Regions from separate parts of the Mus musculus genome. Here regions 2 and 3 are each linked to region 1. Evidence: chromatin loops called from intact Hi-C (ENCODE). Cell type or tissue: gastrocnemius. All regions are shown on one strand.

Region 1 (8,000 bases):
ATTGCGTGACATACTATGGACATCATGATAAAATAAGACAAAACTAACTCAACGAAACTAAAGATGGTGGGATAGTTTGAGTCTCAGACTGATTCAGGGTGGATCTGGGGGTTTTCACACCTCTACAGAGTGACGCGAGATTTGCATGTTTTTGCATCACTTAGAGACACAGCTGACATTTGAGAATGCATGTGAATAAATAAATTCTCCACACATTGATTTGTTTTCTTAATGTTTAATTTGTCAACCTACGTTATGAGGAGAGCATCATTCCTTAAGGGAATTAATTACTGAGAACCTTATGAAAGATTTCATTTTTATCTTTTTTTTTCCTGATAACTTATTGCTTTTTTCAGACCCCGTTTCATGTTTTAGCCTAATGCTGCCTCAGAATTCACTATATAGTCTAAACTGGATTCAAACTCATGATCTTTTGTACTCATCACTTAGAGTGTTGAGACTGCATGCTAACCCAACACAGAAGGTAAAATTTGCATCTGTATTTTTGTTTTGTGTCAGGTATCTTGGTTTCTTTTCTAACAGCTTTGAGAAAAGGACCTAAAAAAGGGAAAAGCAGCTTAAAAGAGAAGGGGTTCAGATTGGCTCACAGCTCAAGGGTTCAGTCAATAATGATGGGTTGGGGCGGTGTCAGGAAGGAAGAAGCTTGAGTGAGTTGGTGACATCACGTCTACCTAGGAACAGAGAGCAATGATGGATGCTGCTCTCCTGTTCCTCTTCTCCATGTTTACAGTCCAGCATCTCAGTCAAGAGATACTAGAGAGCAGGCCTTCCCAGATCCATAGCATCACACCGTGACTGACTCCCCCCGGCCCCCCAACCCCACACACTGTTAAATCTTTGCTGTTATTGGTGTTAATTGGAGTTCCACAGTCACTGCCGTTGTTTTTCATATCTTACACTGATAGCATTCCAGATGGATGGTATAAAGTCGGAACAGGAAAGCATGTCATGTGAGTTCCTATGGAAGTAACATTCTCATTTCCTTGCTGATCAGAAGGGAGGAAAATGCAGTCAGAAATGGGCAGAAGTCGCCAACCTTCTAAAGTGGCTCTGTGCCACTTGGGCACAGCAAATGGCAGCGAGAGAAGTTGCTGGGAACACAGACCAGGAGAACATGGGATTCCTGCAGCCAACCTCTAACAAAGAGGGAGAGTGGAGTTAATGAGAAGCCATGATGCATACTTCCCTCTCCACCCAGTTAGTGAAACAAAATGCCCCCGAGCCGAGAAACACCTGAAACCATGAGCAGTTTCTATGGTAACCTCGGTCTGTTTTTATTCCGAAGGCATTTGAGCAAATGTGCAGAGATGAAAGCTTTCGGCCTGCTGTGTGTGTATATGGGGTGGAGTTGGTGTTTTAAAGGCATGATCGTAGTGTTGTTATCTACTACAGAAATGTCAACAACTCTCTTCCTCTCTCTCAATTTAAAATAGCAAGCAAGCATAATTTTTGTTGTCTACAGAAATACTTCTGGTATTTTTTTTTTATCTCATGGTTGTCACTTACATTAATGCTATATGGTGATTTAGTAGGTATGTGTCTCCCACACGTTAAACAGACCCTGCAAGTATCATGCTTTTGATCTCCACTACCTGTGCAAATATCATATTACTCAGAAGGAGAGATGTGAATAAATATAGGCTTCCTCAGGGAAGAAATATATGGACAGGGAAGAGACAGTCTAAGGTGGAACTTTTCACAGTCCTATAATGTAAAATCTGTCTGTCTATAACACAAGGGAATATGATTCCTGATTTTATCTTTTTTTAAGTATAGCAATTCCTCCCTAATCCGTTCCTTCTTGAATATTTGCATTGACCCAGAGAATATTGAAAGGTTTTGATCATTATTCACTTTTATAGTCACAAATAAATGGGCAGAAGATTTGGTCATTTAGAATAGAAAAAGCAAGCAAGCAAGCAAGCAAGCAAGCAAGCAAGCAAGAATAGGAATGAAGGAACTGTTATTTGGTCCTGGAGTATGGGAAGGGAGAATAATATATGAAGGTACCTATGTGCCTTGCTGAGAAGGTCTGATGGTAGGTACCAACACATGGAGTTACAGTGAGGAAGAGAAAGTTGTTATTCTGGGTCTGAAAGAGGAATTGAAACGATCAATTTAGGTTGAAGAGCTTCATGAAGCACACAGCCTCTGACTAGGGGCTTTCTGAATCCTTCCTGCAGCTGTGGTATTTGCTTGTCAGATGATGGATGCACTTCCTTCAGATGCGTCTCAGGCAGCTGCAGGGCTCAGAGCCGCAGAGCCTCCCCCGAGTCTTAGTTTATCTGATTCTTGGTTTCACCCACTTAGTTTCTCTAAGACATCGTGCTTGTAAAACCACTACTGATATTTTTTACAATCACAGCCACTGCTCGCCTGTTTCATGAAGTGATCACAGAGTAACTTCCGATTGATAACTTTACCCTTCTGTGAATTGATAAGAAGAGTGCCATTTATTGGAGGCCTAAGACCATTGATCTCTATCAAGTTCTCATTACCTTAAATCATCAATATTGGTCACAATTTGATAAATGGATAAAAAAATCAACTCCCTTTGCACTTTAATTTCAGGGTGGCTATTGTGTTAGTAGAGTTTCCACATAATATCCAGCCAGAGTTTTAAACATTTTATGCCCATTTCCTCAGAAATGTCTCCTAGAAACAAAGGAATATGAAAAAAAAAATAGAATGTTTCAAAATTAAGGTGTTGGAAGATAATACAGTGTTGAAATATTTTAAGTTATGGAATCAGACAATATGTATCACGGCCTCTCAGAACACTGTGAAACTGTTAATTTTACCACCTGAATATTACAGATTTGAAAAAAAATTGTGGCATGTATATTTATATTACCTAATGGGTTGATTTTAAATACCATTAGTGTATTCATATTATTTTTGATATGTGATAATTCATATCTTTATTGTTTGTCAAAGTATTAGAATTTGGGGGATATATGTTCCTAATTAATTTTGTTATTGAGGATAACAAACTGAACTGGCAGACAAAACTGGCCAAAAAAATTTACTGATTTGTGTGCATCCTCATATCTGACCACATGAGGGCAGCATAGTATCTCTTAAGACAGTACATTGGCGCCAAGGATAGAATCTGGTATAAATGGCATGTAAAAAAATCATGAATATAAGGTTAAAGCTAGAGAACTCTATAATGGTCTTTTTATTCAAATTTTCACTTTCCAGCTGAAGGAATTGAGGTCCAAGGAGACAAATTAACAAGTCCCCTCACACAATTGATGTCTTTGAAGGTAGACAGGAGAACGAATTGACATTAAAACAGGTAATAATAATTACATTAAGCAAGCACCTAGATATTTTAAGAGACTTCTTATTATACTGTAATATTATGTGTGGAAACATTTCGGATGAAATTGAATATTTCTAATAAGGATTTAGCCTCAGAAATGTTCCTTTCTGCAGAACTAGACAAATAAAATGATAGAATTAACATTTCCAAAAAAGACTTTTAGGATAAACTTGAAGGCAGAAACGTGAAGCGTGTAATTCTGAGGGTATTCATTAGTACTTTCTTCACAATCTTGCACTCGTGAGTTCTTCTCACACTCCATCATTGTCTCCGAGAAAGAACCGGCAACCTCGGGAACAGGGCACGGAGGTGCTGCCTCGACATTTCTCATTTTTATGTCTTCACACCCACACCTTGTTATATAACATACAAATACATGTTCATTTCGTGAGAATTGTTACGTAACACACAAATACACACAAACCCAGTGAGACTCGTGAAAGGCCTGCTCTCCGCCATCTCCACCATCATGGCTGACAGACAAGCGGAGGGTGGGGATGCTCGGTCTGCCTCAGAAACTCCCCCTCTCCAAACTTCTCAGGTAAGTTAAAAATTGACTGGAAAATGCAGGTAAACAGAAAAGTCTTCCTATACAGCTGAGTTCTCCCCGCCCCTCTGCCTCCTGCAGGTCTTTACCTGTCTTCCCAGGTTCTTTTTCTTCCCTACTGCTATTATGGTTGCTCACCGTAGCTTCGTTCCAACAACCTTCGTAAAATGGACCCTGTGATAGGTGGTGTTATGCATCAACCTGCCAAGTCAGGGAGGGTGACGCTGTTTGATTAAACATGATGCTAAATGGTTTTGTAAGGATGTTCTTGGACAAAGTGTTTTCAGGGACAGAGCTGGTAAAGACACTTGCTGTCCATAGCTGTAGGGGGACGGGAGCTGGCATCAGTCAGTGGTCAGTCTGGAGAAAAGACTGGTCTCTCTGGGCATCAGATTTCTCTGCACGTGGTTGCCGTTAACACTAGATACTGGCTGTTTCCTGTGCCCAGACACGAGTGGACGCATTTGCTTTGCCAAGATGCATGCTTTCAGGTTTTTGGACCAGAATTTCCCATCACCTTTCCTGGGTCACAGAACTTCGGAACTGGGGCTAGTCTTGATCTTCAAGCTTCCTGCTTCCCGACTTTACCCTGCAGATCCCAGGACATGCCACCCTCCCTAACAGAGTGGAACAATCTCTTTAACAAGTGTCTCTCTTTGTATATATGTTGTCGGTTGTCTTTGTCTGAAGTTTTCTGGTAATGGAAATTGATATTGTCTTTAATGCATTTTCAGTTAAAAGCGGAGAGCCATTTGACAGTGACTTGTTAGCTGATACTCTATGTGAGTCCAGTGCATAACGTGTTAAATAAGAATCTTGATCTCATGTTGACAATGACCTGTGAGTCCCAAGGAATCTTACTGTATTGGGCTCTTAGCAGGCATTTAACAGGTATGTGCTGGATGGATGGACACACAGGTTCTATCCTTTCTATTGTGAAGGAATTTTCACTTCTATCAGAGCACCAGACCTTTTCCTTCCCTCCGTATATGAGAATATTAAAATTATTAGTTGACTGCAAAGAAAGTGCTTAGCATTTTGTTGCTAGGATACTACTTGGTTCAGCTACCAAGCTGTGCATCTTATAATTTCCTCTGAAAGGACCATGTGAGCCTAGGAAGCTTTGAGTGGATGTGTAAAGAGCCAATGAAGTCCTTGCCAGGGTGAATGTGTTTTGTCTGACATGGGCTTGGCAATGACTCATGAGAAACTGATAAAGCCTTCCCCCTAAGGGTCAAGCTCAGGAATGGCAACGCCTTACTCTGCTCTGTGTGCAAATATTAGCAAAACGTGCACAAACAAGCAACCACAGCTCCCCCCTGGTTGTCTACAGCCTGACACGGCTCATTCAGACACCTCATACTTAGCCTACTAACTCCGCCCCACTGTGCTGTGTGTAATAAAGGAGCTGAGGTGCTGCCGGGTTTCTGAAGAGTTGATGCCACTTCCTGCAATGTGCACACTCCACTTGACCTCAGGTTTTCTGCCTCCATATCTGTCATTTCCTTCCCATCTCACCTGTCTTCTTTCCTTCACTCAGCCCCTTAGGATGTCAAGGCATCAAACCACAATGGATGTGGAGGGGAACAGCAGATTCCAAATGTGTTCAGCCTACTGTGAGGATCCTTAATATACATTCTAGTTTTTAGTTGATGTGTTAACTCATGCTTTGTTTGTTTGTTTGTTTAATTGACTCTGCTGACATATATACGTACTTTGAAAATCTAGCTTTCAACATGGTGCTACCCATACAAAGGAAACCCACAAGAATGACTTAGTTTCCAAGTTTGTGTGATGAGCAGAGAGGCAGTATTTTTTATTCTTCTAAGGGAAACCGGCTACTGTGGGTAGTCTGCACATATTGTTCCTGGACACCATGATTATCCTTGTCAGAACTTTTCATTGGCCCGACCCCTGCCCACTGCAATGAGTCTCGTGGGTACCACGTTCTCCTTTGCTTACTTGGCATCCACATCTGGCCTTTCCCTTCCTGTGACAGCTGAAGGACATATACTCATTCGCAAAGGAGATTTGCTCTTTCACAACACAATATTGCTGGCTCATTTTACTCTTTGGATTCTCTTTCTTACTCTCTCAAGCAACACACATACTAGGAGCTATTTTCTTCATAAAAAATTTACAGCAAAACTACAATTCTCTTTTGAATTTGCTTGGCTCACTTCTCTGTGTCCCTACCATATAGCATCAGGGAATTTATTATGGCAAACCTTGTTGGCATTGTTGTGTGTTTTGTTGCATGTTCCAAGCTTTATCTAAAACAAAGTATCAATAAATGCCTTTAGAAATAAATTACAATAAAATTTTAAATTAAGATTATGAGAATTAAAGTCAGACTCAAACCTAAGTCTCTAGTTTAGGTCAAAATGTTTAAGTCAAACTTTGGATATTGGTTTTCTATTAGAAACACAGATGTATAGAATTTCTAAATTTTAATGTGTAATTACATTGTGATCAACTTGAATAAAAGGGCTTATATGTTTTAAGTTAAAATAAAAAATTCTGGGATGTTGTTGGTATTGCTTAGGATCAACCGACCAGGATTCCACAAAACTTCAAAGCTCAAAGCTCATGCTTGAATGAGGTTACCAGGAGATCAAAAGCAGGGCATGTATTATGTGTTCAGAACCTATAAATCTTAATGACAGAGGTCAGGATGAAAGCATGAACTGTCTGTCCTGCCTTACTGTATTTCATGAGCTTGCTGATACTTAAGTGGGGTTTTTTGTTTGTTTGTTTGTTTGTTTAAAATAAAAATGCAATATATAAAACCTAATGAGGTTTTAAGTCTGTTAAATAGTCTAAATTCATTATAGAGTTACATTGATTTATAATTTCTATATCTGAGAAATAATTACTGTTCTTCTAAAGAAACTGAATTATTTAATGGTAGGAAACAGAGATTGACAGTTAAAGTCTGCCAAACTCTAATGATGAACCTTGACTCTAATCTATGATGGGTGATTGAATATTTGAAGTAGTTCCCTCTGGTTGAATACATAACAATAAAGACTTGATGAGATTGATTATGCAGAGACCAGAGCTAAATAAAAAAAAAAGAAAGAAAGAAAGAAAATGCTGTTTGGCAAAGCATTATCCAAACAATAAGGCAAATGGGGCGAATGAAAGTCAAGACAGTTTGTGCAGTGTAGCCAACACAGCGAAGCATCTGCAACAAAACGGGAGGAAATGACAGGGCAGAGATACAGCTGCTCCTGCTTATAGTACCTGTGATGCTCCAACCTTGCATTTGTACCACAGCACCGGACACTGGACTGTAGCAGCCATCTTTTACTTGCATGACTGGCTCAGTGATGCCATTTGGCATTGATCTTTACCTTTCGGCTGTACCTCCATAAATTCTCTATAGATAACATTTTTCCCCTCACTTATTTTGGGCACCAGCTCTCTTGTTTGACAGTCAAATTATGCATTCTTCTGCTGATGAAACAGTACCTAGGAATGATAGAGTATGAGTTACAAGCCGAAGCCTCAATTTGCCTATTGAATCTCATCAGCTTATGTTCTTGGAGCCTGTGCTGTTTGCCATGAGAAAGACACACCTTCAAGAGCATCCTTCAGCCTGGATACTGAGATAAAGACCTGAAATAGCTCATTCTAGTGCAGGAGAGCCTAGGCAAGTGCTGATGCCATCAGATAATCCACAGACTGTTCGTCAACCGAGACATGGAAGGAAAAATGATTGTTTCTCTGGTCCATTAAAATTTAACAGGGGTGTCTGTTACATAGCGTTACGATAACACTGGTAAAGCACTGCTAAAAACATAGCAAATGTATTAAGGAGGAAAAAATAACAGAAAAATACTTGTTTTATATCCATGATGAACACGTAAAGACTTGCCTGTGTCCATATGTAAAATCAAGTAGTTGGAAAGAAGCCATTCTGGCCTGTGAGGTGCTGGTATCATCTCTTCATCCCAGAAAGTATTCCTGAGGTGAAACTGTGAAAAGAGACATGAGTACCTGCCCAGAGAATCTTTCCAGTGAACTTGCGGAAGAGTTTAAGTAAATTGTATGTTGTCTTTACAGTTGCATATGTCGTCGTTGATTCTTCTGATGTGGGAA
Region 2 (8,000 bases), 880 kb after region 1:
GTTACTGAACTGAAACATTAAACAGTGAAATATTATAAACTAATTATAAACTGAATATATACTGAATTACAACCTGAAATATTAAAAACAACTCACCTAGCAGTCTACATGCTTGCTGTGAAGCTCTGAAACTAAATGGTAAAAAAAATTTAAAGCAGCTGTTTTAATCCTTTGCCAAACTGTCCCATATTTATACCATAGAATCACCACCATAGGTAATAGCTAGACAAGCTGATCTAGGAACTGAATGTGATGGTTCTGAAGTTGTTTCTTTAATGGTCTTGTAAACTGAGCACAATGCAAAGCCCAATACCTTCTTATATATATTTTTTAAAAATGCTTTAAAATGTGCCTCATTCTGACAGCACAATGCCATGGGCCTAATTGATTCCAATATAAGGAAATCATATTAGCAATTGGCTACTGATCTATTCATATATTTACAGGGGATGTCTTCCGTCTAAGGCCTCACCCAGTTTTCCTATCAGTGGTCCCTAGGATCTTCTCAGGTCAAACTTCATCAGCATAGCACTGCTTGCATGTTTCTAGGACTTTAAGGTCCAAGCTGTCCATGAGCCAAAGTTCAAAATGAAAAGCATCCCAGTTTTGCTGGCTTCTCATCTACTTACCATTTTCAGGAGTCTTGGTTCATATCAATTCCCCATCCTCAGCAAACACAACACAGGTACATAAACAAATAGCACTTTTAAGAGAGAAGCCAACATCAGCATATCTAGAAAACCTGCCCACTGTTGACACACAACACTTGGAGATTTGGTAGGTTCATCAATAGCATCAAGTATTATTATGATCTGTCCCACCATTTCCAAGTTTATCTTCCAATGAAAAGACTAAACAGCATGGAAGGCATCTTTCAAAAGGACTTGCTTCTATAGAAGATGCTACAGTCTTGCTAGAAAAACAACACTTCACAAATATTTAATGAGAACAGAATTTCCTGTACTCTGATCCAGGTGCTATAGCTCCTACAGAAAACAGATCAGCAGATGGTCTCAAAAAACTCACTCCATAGTAAAAGAGGGAAGAACAGACAATTAAAAGAAAAGTAGAGAAAAGAAAAAAAAAAGAAAAAAGAATCAAGAAACAAGAAACAAAACATGGAAAGTTCTATGAAGCTAATTATACTATTATATTTGACAAGACAAGTAGATTGGCTAGTTTTGACTAAAGGGTCAGCAAAACCTGTCCTGGGAGAAGTTGTGTCTAATATCCATAACAAGAAGTTAGAACTTATACAAAGGAATTATGGTTAGTATTTTCCAGGGGCTCAGACAGATAACTAAGCCACTGGTGTGTCCATGTCTGCCTCCATCTCTTCCAAGCACAATCCTTTAAAGGGGAAGCCCAAAGGTTGCAAGTAGGTGACGGGCAACCAAAAGAAACCACACCCCTTCATTTTAGGTCCCTCCTGTAAGCTTACCTACAATCTCTGCTAGTTGTCCACAGTGTCAGAAAGCTTTACTGTTGGTATGATAGAGACACTGACCGCTCAGCTCTGAGACCCAGAGTTGAAGGAGCTTTTCCTAGACTTGGGTCTGTGTCAGGCAGCTTTGAATGGCTAGACCCTTTGTGCTGTTGGAAGAGACGACTCAGTACAAACATTTTCCCATTTTAACATTATAGCATAAGTACTAGGGCACATCAACAGGAGATTAACCTCTAGATAGATTCATAGGAGAAAGGAAAGGATAGTGTTTTACCCATAGTTGAAGCCAGATGTGGAAATAAATATACAGCACAGATTGTTTAATAAATGAATGGGAAATTACACAAAAATACTGAGATATTCTGGCTACAGACAACAGTTTCAAATAAATGACTAAAAACATTAAAATGAGAATAATCTAATGAAGGAACTTCAATTATGACATGGTATTTGGACTGACACTAACACAAAGCTATGTGGACAATTTTAGTGGTCTTGGAAATATTTGATTTGTGGGTGCTTTATATAAATTAATATACATCAGATTATCATAATTTCATGTAAGAAATATGGAACTAATAATATTAACACTACAGACATTGCAAGCACAAGGTAGAAGTGAGTGTAAGACAGATAAAGAGATTTCAAAGAGGTAAAAAAGACAAGACATGGGCATTGCTTAGCTGACTGAGAAAGCTATGCCAGTCTTCTGTATCAGTCAAGCTTGAACTACTGAAAAAGCTCAGTTCCCATCCCAGCATCTGTTTAGAAGGACTTAACACATTCCATGCCCACCTACAAAGCTTCTACAGGGCTTTTATCCTCTGTGAATACCTTTTAAATTGAATGTAACATATGTCTGATTGGGTATAGACTACTGCAGTTGGTACAGGACTTCCAAAACCCAGCTATTGGAAGGAAAGGACCGCACTCATCATTACATAATTGTTCTTTCCTTATTCAGCTGCCTCAGCTCTCTCATACAGAACAGAGCCATAGGAGGAAGTTTCTTCATAAAGAACAAAAATATATGTTTCAAAGGTCATACTCTAAAACTTAAGGACTGCCTTGCAGGAAAGTCCTTGGAGTCCCCAGTCAGAGCCTGTGTACTGTTGAGCATCTTTAAAGACTCTGGTCAGTTTGTTCACAAAAGAGCTTCCAAGTTCTTATCTAAAGGGTAAAATGTGGGCTCTGTTTGATTACCTGCAGGCTTGTGGCAGCAGTGTGAAGAGCTAGCACTAAAAGAGGGACCAAACATTCAAAAGCATTTCTAGTGAACCCATCTCCCCAAGGGAAGTTGCCCAAAGAACCATGAAACCTTCCCTTAGGAAAGGGCATACACTGTAACTGTTGCTCATAAATGAGCCCTAATAAAGACAAAGTCTAAGACAAAAACCCAAGGTGTTTCGGGAGAATAAGGACAGCAAAACAAACAAACAAACAAACAAACAAACAAAACAAAAACAAAAACAAAAACAAAAAACAGATTAGGGGTCAGTTAAAATGACTTACGTAAGACAAGTGAAACATAGCTCCACAGATAGCTTTGTAGTTGGTATCTATTTGCTACATCTGATGTGCAAACTGAGCCTTTCTTCTTGCGGCTTCTGAATATCTATGTAATTCCTCCTTATTGGAACTCAATAGAAGAACTCTAGCACCTCATAGTAGGCATTGTTATCTGGAGCTAGTGCTTTGCCAACATGAAGTATTTCCTCCCTGTGTTTAACAACCAGATGTCCTCCAAGTAGGTAAAAGTTATTTTTCAACTCATTTCCTCAAGGAAAATCTAGGAAGCCTGGCTTCATATTGGAGCCATCGGGGTATGGAATAACAATGGGATTGAAGAAGAGCTGGGGTAATTTTCACTGGGATAGTGCTTATCTAATACTTGTGAGGCCTGAGTTTCATCACTGACATTGGGAAGAAAAGATAAAAGTATGCTACATTCAAATAGCAAGAACAACAATCTAGTAGCTAGTAACTGGGCAAATGGTCCTATTCCCTAATTTTGAGTCATGTATATATGCTCCATTCCAAGGGTGCATATTTAGCTCCACTATGGGACAAACATAGCATCCAATTTCCACTGATGACATCAAATTGTTAAAGAAACTAATCAGCCCTAGTCATAGAGAGGAGGGGGAACTTGAAAACAGAACCAACCTCTTATGATCACAAATCCAGATCGATTTGGACACTTTGTGGTTGGCCCTTAGAAGGCCTTTATGTGAATCAAGTTGACCCCTGGCATTGTCTAAGGGAACTAACTGTTGAGAAGGTCATGCCTACAGAACCAGAGGATCATCAACACAAAGAGCAACAGGGCAATCAAAACTCAAGCACAACCAAATATGAGGGTGGAAACTAGCCAATGTAAGGAAGTGACACTTTGGGAAGTCAAAAAAAAAAAAAAAAAGTCAAAAGAAGTGGCTGCTATTCCAAGAAATCTGGTCACATTCCAGAGTGCTCTTCTTCCAAGCCCACCTGTTATTCTCAAACCCTGAAACCCTATGTCTAAAAGTCAACCTGAGAATGTGCAGAAAATAGCTCTATATTGCCCCCTAGTGTTAGCTAGCACTACCTCTCTTACTTTGAAAACTATTAAGGTGAGTAGTTCCTCTCCTCTCTACTTCCTGCTGCCAACCCTCCAAAGAGCTAAACATAGCCAGATCCTCTGCCCACAGATTAGGAAATGAGGAGACTATTTTTAGCATCATGCATCTTAGGAATGAGAATGGCCCAGCATCAGATGGCACCAGAATGTGTGTGGCCTGGCTTAGTGAACTCCCATCTTCTGGGGATGTGAAGCTACCCAAGTAGCTAGCTAGCTGCAGCCAGCAGAAAGCTCTGGCGCTCATTGCAAAGTGATGATAGCATGTAGATCATGAGAAGGGACTGCAAGGAAAAAGCAAAAGGATACAAAAGTAGCAAGGAGAACGAGGGATGCTGGGACCCAGCCACAGGAGATGAGGGACCAGAAATAGAAAGGAGCACTCACTGTGCAGCGATAAGTTGAAGCTGGGTTGCTATGGAGATTTAGTAAGAAGCAATATTTTAAACTAGACATTTATTTTGTGTTAGAAAGGACAAAGGTTGGTTGGATTTGCTTCCTGCCTGGGTATAGCTGGTGTTGTGGCTCCTTTGATCTCTCAGGTCTCTGCAGGCCCTATGATTATAGATAGATCACTAGGCTGCCCTTTGATCAGCAGTTCAAGAGCCTTAAGGTGCCACATGCCATCACATTAGCCAGAGGTAAGGAGCAAGCATACCAAGAAACACCATGCTATTACCCTGGCCCAGCAATGCATAGGAATGATGAAGAGAACATATGTATTTTTGGACTTTGTTTTAAGATGTGTCCTTTATAGAGTTGAAATCCAGATGTGAAGCCTTGAAGCAATATATATATATATATACATATATATGTATATATGTATATATATATCACTCCATCCTCATTTCCCAACTGTCTCTGGCAGTCATCTTACCTGGCTAGTGAAATTGCATTGTAAATAGATAACAAAGTAGGAAAAACATGTATATTTCCCTCTTAAATAGCAGCGAGAACCTCCCCTTGTATTGTAAACAGGGTATTTAATATTCCAGTTTTAGGATGCCTACATTAGCATTGTGGTTTCATGTGTGGTATAAAATTTCTATTTACAAAAGAGTCTCAAAAAATGGCTTTATAGTGGTAGATCAAGAGCAAAGGAGTTTAGAAATTGAATGCTGTGAATCATATGGGGTTCAGAGGCTAAGCAAATTACACCCCCGAAGCTTCCCTGGACTTATGAAAGAGGCTTTTCTCCAGCTCTGTGCAATCCCAGCCCAGGGGAACTCGCATCTGAAAGTTTTCTAAACATTTCAGGTACACTTGAAAGCTGAAAGTAATTCTCATTTCCTATGCAGGATTAGATCGCTTCCAACACACACAAAATAGTCATTCATGAACATACAAAAAAATACACCACCAAAAGGTGAGGGTTTCGGGGCACAAAGGCACGTTTTAAAAAAAAAAAAAAAGTTCAAGAGAAAAACCATAACCAATTCCTTTGAAAATGTCCAAGTGGCCTCTTGACCTCTGTATTTCTCACCTAATTCTTTATTGGTGCCTGCCTTCCCATAATACAGTGTTTCGATTAAGGAATTTAATACCTTTCCTGAATTCTCCATTCTTAACACCCCCCCCCATACCTGCTTAAAGTCAAACTTGCCACGACTCATTCATTTTGGGATTTCTTCTTAAAGGCAGTTCTTTTACTTGTAACTCTGGCCATATGCCACCTAGCAATGTGGTCACAGTTGACTTTTCCAATCCTTTCCATAGCCCATGCGTCCTCTCCACTCTGAGGTTGCGGGGCACTTCCCGCTCCCTCTACTCAGTGAGCTTCGGAAGTTGCAAACTGCCGAAATCTGCCCCCACCCCAGAAAGTGCACGCGGACTCAGGAAACTCCCATCTGCAGCGCCAGAGACCCGACCATCAGCTCCACGACTGGAGGACCCCACATGCCACCGCACAATGCCAACCCGAACGCACAGCGAGACGCGGGAAGGGGGAGGAGGGGGCGATACTCACCGTTCTGTTCCTTGTCGCTGGAGAGCTGCAACTTGCTGCTCAGGTTGGACTCAGCCCGAGTCCCCGTTCTTTGGCCGGCCAGGGCAGATGTCAGCAGGAGGAGGCCGAGGAGGAGCATTTGGCTGACTGGGGCGAGGGCTCACTCGCGGCGGGCACTGGGGAAGCGACGACTCCAAGGCTCAGCCCAGCCGGGGAAAGGCTGCGCTGCGGTGGAAGCGCCTGGCCGGCTCTGGCAGCAGAGAATCGCAGGGTAGTTTCCACATAATCCCATCCAAAAGTTTTTCCTAGAGCCCTCTTCTGTGTCTCCAGTTTTTGAAAAGGATCAAAGCAAAACCTGGACCTGAACCAGTTTCCCAAGGTTTAAACAAATCCTGAGCTGTGCCGAAGTGCGGGGGGTGGGGGTAGGCGAGGGAGGAAAGAAGGGGTGGGGACGCGGGGGAGCGGCGATGAGTCGTGGCGACTCGCAGGGAGCACCTGTCAGTTTGGGGGACAGGACACAGGCGAGGACTCGGGGTCCCGCCAAGCCAGACTGGAAGCCAGGTCGGCAGCGAGGCGAGCACCTTGGGATCAATGACAAAGCTGCTGATCGGGGCGGCAGGCGGCGCCCCACCCCCACCTGGGGGGAGGGGACCGTGCCCTGCGAGTGCCGCGCGGGTCCCGGGCGGGCAGAGAGGCCGCGGGGACGACTCGGGACTGGCCCGGATCCACCGCGGAGCCTCCTCCTTGCTGCAGTCGGTGGCCACCGAAGTTCCCTCGGGTACCGGCGAAGTGCTGCGGGAAGCCGGGAGAGCTTGGGCGGCTCGGAGTCGCGAGCGCTCGGATGCCTGCCCTAAGGCAGGGCAGGACGCAGGGCTGAGGAGAGGTGGCGGCTAAGCACGGGCGGCTAAGGGAAGGCCTGGCTGGCCTGGAGGATCGCTCTTGTCCCCTCCCCGTCTCCACTTTCCCCCAGCGGGCGGCGCGCGGGGCGCGGGGCTGGCGGCCGGGCGGGCGCGGGGGGCGCGGGGGGCGCGGGCGGCCAGCTGGCGGGCCAACAGGTGCTGGCGCAGACAGGGGGCACTGCGGGCCCCGCGGCAGACGGAGCCCACACTGCGGCGAGGAATGCCGCCAGGCGGCCCCCAGCTTCCTTTCCCCTGGGCGCCCCTAACCCCAAATAAGGAGTCTGCGGGCTGTTCAAGGGTGCTGCAAACTCAGAGAAAGAGAGAGGGAAAAAAAAGTAGGAGAGGACAGCCACTCCTTCTCTTCTGGCTCTCCCTGGCTGTAACTTGTCTTTCATTCCTAAGGGGATCCCCACTCCCAAAGCGCTTTGTCAGGACTCGTGGCCAGAGTTCTGCACTGAAGGAGGGAAGTTGAACTCAAGATGCTTCCAGAATGGCTCTGTCTGAAGGAGAATGAATAAATCAAAAGTAAAGATAAAGTCAGAGTTGTAACATGAATTGAAGCCATGCACCACTGTATCCACATGAACCCTGTTTGGAGAGGAACTGGGGTTGGAGGGTACCACTGAGCAGAAGAAAGAGTCCCTGTCCTTTGCAGCTGGGTGCTGCATGATAATGAAATCTAGCTCCTAGAGTGTCTGGGGACATAGTGTGGCAATTTACACATAGGCTGTCCTGGAGCCCCTAATGTTTGAACTGGTTGCCTTTATGCACGAAGTGCTTCGTGCTGAGACTAAAGTTCCTATGGGGTTATCTAGAATGAGAAAAACATGTTAGTAGGGCCTAGGGTGGTTCCATGTGCAATACATGTGTCTCTGATAGGATTCCAATATGCTTTCCTTATCAGAAAATCCTCGTGAAAGCGTTGAAGGCACAGTAGGGTTTGAAATCTAAACAAAAGATGCATCTTTGGATGGAGGGGTAATAAAAAAAGAAAATGAAAATAAGGAAAATAAAAATAACATTAGAGCAAGCAAATGCCTTGGTGTGCAGTCAGACAGATGTATCACCAAGTACTTAGTTGAATCAGTCAGGGCA
Region 3 (8,000 bases), 140 kb after region 1:
ACATAGATGGAGAAAATCTCTAAGCCACCACCCATAGGTAAAGAGCTTCAGGCAAATAATGGCTGCATCGAGGAGACCCAGTCTTTCCCAGCAACTAGCCCCATGATACCATATGCAATCCTAAGTGGGCATCTCTAAACATGTGTATATTTGAATAACTTTAAATGGACTCATTATGGTGTCTTTACAAATGTGTGTGTGTGTTTGAGAGAAAGAGAAAGAGAGAGAGAGAGAGAGAGAGAGAGAGAGAGAGAGAGAGAGAGAGAGAGAGAGAGAATGAATGTTAGCTTGTAAAATCAGAGAAAACTGATGTAAATTGCCTACTGCCATTCAAACTGATATCAATTGATATCCACTGCTAATAAAACTCTCAGATAAGCAACCTCTGAGAAGAGCTTCTCAGGTTCACAAATGGCATCTTGAGAAGTATAGGTTTGTCTTTGTAAGAAGAAAATGGAAATCTTTCTATAGAAAATCCTATATTCAGTCATTGGGCTTGCATTTGCTACAACCACACTTGGCACTCACTAATTTGCACAATGAGGAAACACACAGAAAAGTATGGACAAAACCTTACTTACCTTTAACTTTTGACTATAGGATCACATAGTTATTTATACTAAAACAAAGCACTCACTATTATTTGTACCACACCTTTCAACGATGATTTTGAGAAGTTACATTATTGTCTTTTTAGATAAGTGCTGAGTCCTGCTTGGCCATGTGGAAAGGACGGTGTGACATATGTAGGGATGGTGGAAGAGGACCTGAGAGTTCTACATCTTCATCTGAAGGCCACTAGGAGAAAACTGGCTCCCCAAGTGGTTAGGAGGAAGATCTCAATGAGCCCCTGCTACAGTGACACACTTCCTTCAACAAGGCCATGCCCACTCTAACAAGGCCCTACTGCCTGTTAGTGCCACTCCTTGGGTCAAGCATATTCAAACCACCACAGTAAGTTCCCTGGACTGTGAGTGAAGACAAAGGCTTTCTCGAATATTATGTTTTATCTCTTCCCAAAGCATGCATTACTTGGTTCAAAAAGCAGAAAAAAAAAAAAAGAGAACTTTTTCATAAAATCTGCTGGACTTCAATTGATGATTTTCTATTTTCTCTGTTCATCTACTCTGTTCACAAGTCTCTGTGTTTACTATTTACACCTCAGAGATGATATGCTGTTTTATTTCAAAGAAATAGGGACACATTCCAAGTGTTAGAATTCTGCAATCAGCTTGTACAATATTAACAGCCTTCTGCAAGCTCTATTCCTGGACTCTAGCTCTTTCTTTTCTGCTTTTTTGTGTTGTTTGTTTGACTACAATTTTTAGTACATTAAGAGACTCATGACAGCTTGCAAGCATGTGAACAATCTTTGAAAGAAAAATCAACATCAATATACTTCCTAAGAGTGTGGTAGATATAACCGCCCCGGGCAGTTAGGAACTACCTCCCATAGGCGTCCTGCATGAGCTGAGATTTTAATGTTCATGTGATTAGATTAAAGTGACTATTTTGAGGAACAAATCTTTCTAAACATAGCTGGACCAAAGCATGTATGAATTTAGAGAGAATATGGCACCAGCCAAGGGCTCACACAGGTCTGGCTCTGATCAGGTCCCAGGAATAAGTCAGGAAGTAGATACAATTTTTCATTCTTAATCTAGAAGCTATTACTGGAAGCTCTCACAAATAAATTAATTCTTACCAATGGAGTGTCACTAGGTATTGAAACTGCTCTTAAGGCCAGGCAACACATGTCACAGTAGATGGCCATCATAGAGCAAACTCAGTGGGATATTTGGCGGTTGGTTCCTTGTCTTCTAATGCTTCCGTACTGTTGTTCTTCTGTTGTTTTGATTTTCTTTACAAACCATTTGTGTAGATACTATGATGTCTAACTTTGGGTTTGTATGAGATTTCTGTGTGTTTAAATGTATGTGTCTCTATGTCTATACGAGTCTATTGAGTCTATTGAGTTTGTTTTTGACTCTTAATACATCATAATTGCACTTTCAGGTAGAACTCTACAAATATCAAACCTTGTGACTTCTGTACCAATATATCATAATATCACATGGAATTTCTTTCCAGATAACTGTTATAAACGAAATACTAAAAACGTAAAAATATATCTTGGTATTTAGATAATTTTTAAGGTCAACCCTGTGAAATTTAATTGGTAGATAACTTCAGATCAATGGAAAGCCTGACTGGTTATGCATTCATGTGAATAGCTCTTGGTCTATTTAGTATCTAGAAACTAGGAAGGTTGTACTTGGTTTTTCCCTTTCGTCCAGACTCTCATGACCTTTCAGTTACCATGTCTAGGCCTTTATTAACCTTAACGATTTGTTTGGGATAGTTGCTTCTCATGGATGTTGGCAAGGGTCTCCACTGTTTGCTAGTGGCAGGGAGCTCAGATTTCTCATTGTCTAATGCTATAATTTTCCAGTTCTTTACCAGGTTCTTGAGGTTTGTGGGTTAGTCGCAAATTTCTCCCAGCTAAGTCCATGTGTTATGAGTTTGGGTTCCAGGTTGGCCTGTTGAGAAATGCTAAAAATAAAATAACAGGGCCTAGCATGATCTCCTGAAGTCACTGACTGCATATGTCTAAGAGTACTGTGGGATTCTCATCTTTCCTTGCTTCCTGTCTTGACCAGAAAGTATTCGAGTCCATAGTGATGCATGACACTCATCCGAGGCTAAGGGCAGTTGAGCCACCCGATATTATATTTGAACCTCCAGAGCAATGTGCTAAAATAAAGATCTCTTCGCTTTTTGATAGGTCCATCTCAAGGTTTGTGCTGTGGTACTTGAAAAGCTAACTAAAACACCAAGTAGCCTCAAAGCACACCGCAGAGCAAGCAAGCTGACTCAGAGTCGGAAAGAGCTCCACCCCAAAGGTACACAGAGTGAAGCACAAGGTAATGGAGTAGAGAATGGCTGAGCATCTTCTTTCGGACGGAAGCTCGGAAGGGGATAGGACTGGGCTCTAACAACACATAAAGATGAATGGTTACAAGACTGTGATAGAAAAGGAGACCTGGAGAACAAGATTTGGATTAGAGGCTTAGCAGAAAAGATTCACAAAAGGGAGCCAGACGAGGAACCACTGGAAATAATATCAAAGATCTTGCGGAAAATACCTACATCTTTAATATGTTTTCTGAGTCTTAATATGGTCCATGGGTTGGATGGCTTTACAGACCCTCTTCCCTCCAAACACATGTTTATTATTCTTAAGATAATTTTCACAGCCTTAAATGATTTTTACTTTTGACTTCAGAGATTGTTTTCCCCCCTGTTTGGAAGTGATAACCCCTGAGAGCCTCTACCTAGTTTTAATCTTACTGACAGGTTATAAGCAATTTCCTATTAAGAATGTTTTTGTTGTGATCATTATTTTTATCATGACTATCATATTATTTCAATATTTTTGTATGGAATTCCTAATGTTTCTAATTGACAGAGCTGTTATTCTACCTCTACAGTGCAGTTTAAATTATAATAACATAAACAGATTATATCTATCTACCTGAAATGCCAAGTGAAATGTCTCATGAACTACAGGCACTTATCTCTTTTTTCACAAGGAATAAATATAGTCGTTCATAGGACAGATAATGACATAAGTTTGAGGTTGACAGAAAAAAGGAGAGTTTATTTGAGGCAGATGTTTGCTATGGAGAAAGTCGCTGGAGAGTCATCAAGGGAACGCTGAATTTCCGACTTACAAATTTGATAGGGCAAGATGACAAGGAAAAATACCATTTCAAAATGGAGGGACTAACTTTACAAATGTGTCAGCCAAGACCCCCTAGTGAGGATCGAGAGAGAACACTGCCAATTTCACTTCCAAACACAAAACAACTCTGTAAACGCCGCAAGATATCTACTTTGCCAATAGAGGGCGCAAGAGACACGCTGAAGAAAAAAAAGGGATTTTTTTTTTTTTTCTTTCTTTCTTCCTCTCTTTTATGCTTTTCCTCTGAGCAGTTTTGCTTTGGCGTTACCCTTCTGGCTTCTGCTGCATTATTCCGTACATGATGTGGGTGTGTGGTGAGAACATGTGGTGGCTTTTTTATCCAGCCACGTACCCAGTGGACGCGGTGACCTCATAGGCTCACATCAAGCCCTATGATCACCTTCAGAAAGTTGTACTTGAAGCGTACTGATACTGAATGCTCCAGGCTTAGAGTCGTTAGCAGCACCAGGACTTCCTCTGTGGCTTTGCTTAATGGGCTGAATGCCCGCACCCAGCAGGCTGGCTCATTTCCTTCCTGTCTGCTGAGTGTGGACCAGCTTCGACCCAGAAACCCCAGTAGCCCCTTCTGCCATCCCGGGAGCTGTAACCACTCCCTCCCAAACAAGCCTCAGGCCTAATGGAACAGGGGATTTTCCTGACCAAGTTTGCCCTTCCTGTGGGCAGCCCAACGTCCTTTAAATGCTATCACTACATCTTTAGAGTTATTCCTCATAGCTTATTGTCTCCGTAATATCGAGTTTCTCCAGTGAAATCTACTCTGCTCTATCTGTTTCCCAATGAGATCAAGGATGAGACAAGAATTCATAATTTAAAGAGCCTTTATTTGCTATACATCTCTGAATCGCAAGGAACTAAACCAGGGGCCTCATGTAGCTTACCATGTGATGTGATAGTTTGGGGACTAGGGAGAAGACATGTCACTACAGTCACTATGACCCATTAGAATAAAACTATGCGGACTGCGCCAGGAGAGGGCCTTCTGTTCACAGTTCTTTACTTGTTTGGCATTTCCTTGTACTCATAAACCTGTTGCTGACAATCATTTGATCAGTTTAATTATCTAGAAATTACTTAGTAAAGGGACTGAGAAAGTACATCCAGAGTTCTGAAAAACTGTATATCCAGAGAAGAGTTAGTAATGAGCTCAGAGCAGAGACCATTGGCTGGCCTTCCAGGGGAGGTTGCCCCGTTTCTAGTGTTTGCCAGTTTTGCTAATATAGCTTCTCTGGTGAAGCTTACTGTTGTTGGAAACGAACAGGCACAACGTTGAATACAGTGTTAAGACTGCATCCTTGTATAGAACTTTTGATGTGTGAATCCCACACACAGAAATAACTCGAAGAACAGATGGTAGCCAAAAAACACAATCACGCAAAACTTAACGTTTCCCATGAGTGATGCTTCTGATTCAAATATGTGTACCTATGAGTTTGTATAATTCGCTTTTTAATAACGTCTGTGTTTCCAGCGGACATTTCCTTCTTCCTTCCTTCCTTCCTTCCTTCCTTCCTTCCTTCCTTCCTTCCTTCCTTCCTCCCTCCCTCCCTCCCTCCCTCCCTCCCTCCCTCCTTCTTTCTTTCTTTCTTTCTTTCTTTCTTTCTTTCTTTCTTTCTTTCTTTGTTTCTTTTTCGAGACAGGGTTTCTCTGCGTAGCCCTGGCTGTCCTGGAACTCACTTTGTAGACCAGGCTGGCCTGGAACTCAGAAATCTGCCTGCCTCTGCCTCCTGAGTGCTGGGATTAAAGACGTGTGACACCATGCCCAGCAGTCCAGCTGACATTTCCAACCCAGAAGCTATAACTAATTGATAACCACTCATAATGAAAATTAGTTGTCTCCAAAGGTGTCTAATTGGGCATACAAACCACTTTTAAGGCCAGGCCAAATCCCATTGTAGTTTTGGAGGGTTTTTGTTATTGTTGTTGTTGTTTGGATTTGGTTTTGTTTCTCCATGTGTCTGAGCATTTTATTTTTCATTTTTCTTTCTTTCTTTTTCCCTTTCCTTGTAGGCATTTTGTTTATATAACTTGGTATCTGATTTTGTGTTTTTATGAGATTTCTGTGTTTGCCAGTGTGTTTGTCTCTACATCAATATATGTTTCTTTTGAGTTTTCTTTGTTCTTCTTGTGAATTTTTCTTGTGTTTGTTTTTGTTCAGGTTATTGTTGTTATTTTAATGCTAATTTATTTTCTATTGAGAGGGAGCAAGAAAGGATGTGGATGTGGGTAGGTAGGGATATAGGGAGGATCTGGGACTGTTTGGAGAAGGAAAACCATAATTAGGATATATTACATGAAAATAACAAAAATATTTTCAGTAGAAAGAAAAAATAAGACTCGAGCCCCGAGGTACCTTGCCAGCGGACTTGCCCAACACCCGCAAGGGCCCACACAGGATTCCCCATGGGATCCTAAGACCTCTGGTGAGTGGAACACAGCGCCTGCCCCAATCCAATCACGCGGAACCTGAGACCGCGGGAAATAGGGTGGCAGACTACCTGGGGCCTGACCTGGGGCACAAGCCCCTTCCACTCCACTCCAGCCCCGAGGTACCTTGCCAGCGGACTCGCCTGACACCCGCACGGGCCCACACAGGATTCCACACGGGATCATAAGACCTCTGGTGAGTGGAACACAGCGCCTGCCCCAATCCAATCACGCGGAACCTGAGACCGCTGGAAATAGGGAAGCAGACTACCTGAGCCTGACCTGGGGCACAAGCCCCTTCCGCTCCACTCCAGTCCCAGGGTACCTTGCCAGTGGAGTCGCCTGACACCCGCAAGGGCCCACACAGGATTCCACACGGGATCCTAAGACTACTAGTGAGTGGAACACAACTTCTGCCAGGAGTCTGGTTCGAACACCAGATATCTGGGTACCCTCCCTGCAAGAAGAGAGCTTGCCTGCAGAGAATACTCTGCCCACTCAAACTAAGGAGAGAGCTACCCTCCCAGGTCTGCTTATAGAGGCTAACAGAGTCACCTGAAGAGCAAGCTCTTAACAGTGACAACTTTAACAGCTAGCTTCAGAGATTACCAGATGGCGAAAGGCAAACGTAAGAATCCTACTAACAGAAATCAAGACCACTCACCATCGTCAGAACATAGCACTCCCACCCCACCTAGTCCTGGGCACCCCAACACAACCGAAAATCTAGACCCAGATTTAAAAACATTTCTCATGATGATGATAGAGGACATCAAGAAGGACTTTCATAAGTCATTTAAAGAATTACAGGAGAGCACTGCTAAAGAGTTACAGGCCCTTAAAGAAAAGCAGGAAAACACAACCAAACAGGTAGAAGTCCTTAAAGAAAAACAGGAAAACACATCCAAACAGGTGATGGAAATGAACAAAACCATACTAGAACTAAAAGGGGAAGTAGACACAATAAAGAAAACCCAAAGCGAGGCAACACTGGAGATAGAAACCCTAGGAAAGAGATCTGGAACCATAGATGCGAGCATCAGCAACAGAATACAAGAAATAGAAGAGAGAATCTCAGGTGCAGAAGATTCCATAGAGAACATCGACACAACAGTCAAAGAAAATACAAAATGCAAAAGGATCCTAACTCAAAACATCCAGGAAATCCAGGACACAATGAGAAGACCAAACCTACGGATAATAGAAATTGATGAGAATGAAGATTTTCAACTTAAAGGGCCAGCTAATATCTTCAACAAAATAATAGAAGAAAACTTCCCAAACATAAAGAAAGAAATGCCCATGATCATACAAGAAGCCTACAGAACTCCAAATAGACTGGACCAGAAAAGAAATTCCTCCCAACACATAATAATCAGAACAACAAATGCACTAAATAAAGATAGAATATTAAAAGCAGTAAGGGAGAAAGGTCAAGTAACATATAAAGGAAGGCCTATCAGAATTACACCAGACTTTTCACCAGAGACAATGAAAGCCAGAAGAGCCTGGACAGATGTTATACAGACACTAAGAGAACACAAATGCCAGCCCAGGCTACTATACCCGGCCAAACTCTCAATTACCATAGATGGAGAAACCAAAGTATTCCACAACAAAACCAAATTCACACAATATCTTTCCACGAATCCAGCCCTTCAAAGGATAATAACAGAAAAGAAGCAATACAAGGACGGAAATCACGCCCTAGAAAAAGCAAGAAAGTAATCCCTCAACAAACCAAAAAGAAGACAGTCACAAGAACAGAATGCCAACCCTAACAACAAAAATAAAAAGAAGCAACAATTAC

What was found. Peaks named below come from ENCODE experiments on the same cell type or tissue, not always from the same donor. Only the 100,000 strongest peaks of a DNase experiment are listed, where the experiment ranks them.
Region 2: a loop joins it to region 1, with 2.9 times the contacts of the local background. A loop is called at or near these places in 20 of 42 quality-filtered maps.
Region 3: a loop joins it to region 1, with 2.1 times the contacts of the local background. A loop is called at or near these places in 13 of 42 quality-filtered maps.

What each region holds. Positions count from the first base shown.
Region 1 is chr3:81,920,227-81,928,226 of GRCm38, reverse strand. LOC102640985 (a long non-coding RNA gene) reads left to right here and starts at 3,593. Exons shown (of 3, transcript XR_375741.2): 1 at 3,593-3,890. In gastrocnemius, a CTCF peak has its summit at 3,074 (motif pointing right); DNase peaks (open chromatin) are centred at 1,086 and 3,075.
Region 2 is chr3:81,035,582-81,043,581 of GRCm38, reverse strand. Pdgfc (platelet-derived growth factor, C polypeptide) reads right to left here and starts at 7,166. Exons shown (of 6, transcript NM_019971.3): 1 at 6,028-7,166. The coding sequence starts at 6,145. In gastrocnemius, CTCF peaks have their summits at 4,017 (motif pointing left) and 7,101; DNase peaks (open chromatin) are centred at 4,188, 6,078, 6,694, 6,915 and 1 more place; H3K4me3 peaks cover 2,381 bases; H3K27ac peaks cover 1,524 bases.
Region 3 is chr3:81,779,337-81,787,336 of GRCm38, reverse strand. No RefSeq gene overlaps it. Among named protein-coding and RNA genes, the nearest start is that of A830029E22Rik, 19 kb to the left of the region's middle. In gastrocnemius, a CTCF peak has its summit at 3,880 (motif pointing right); DNase peaks (open chromatin) are centred at 3,849 and 4,249; H3K4me3 peaks cover 700 bases.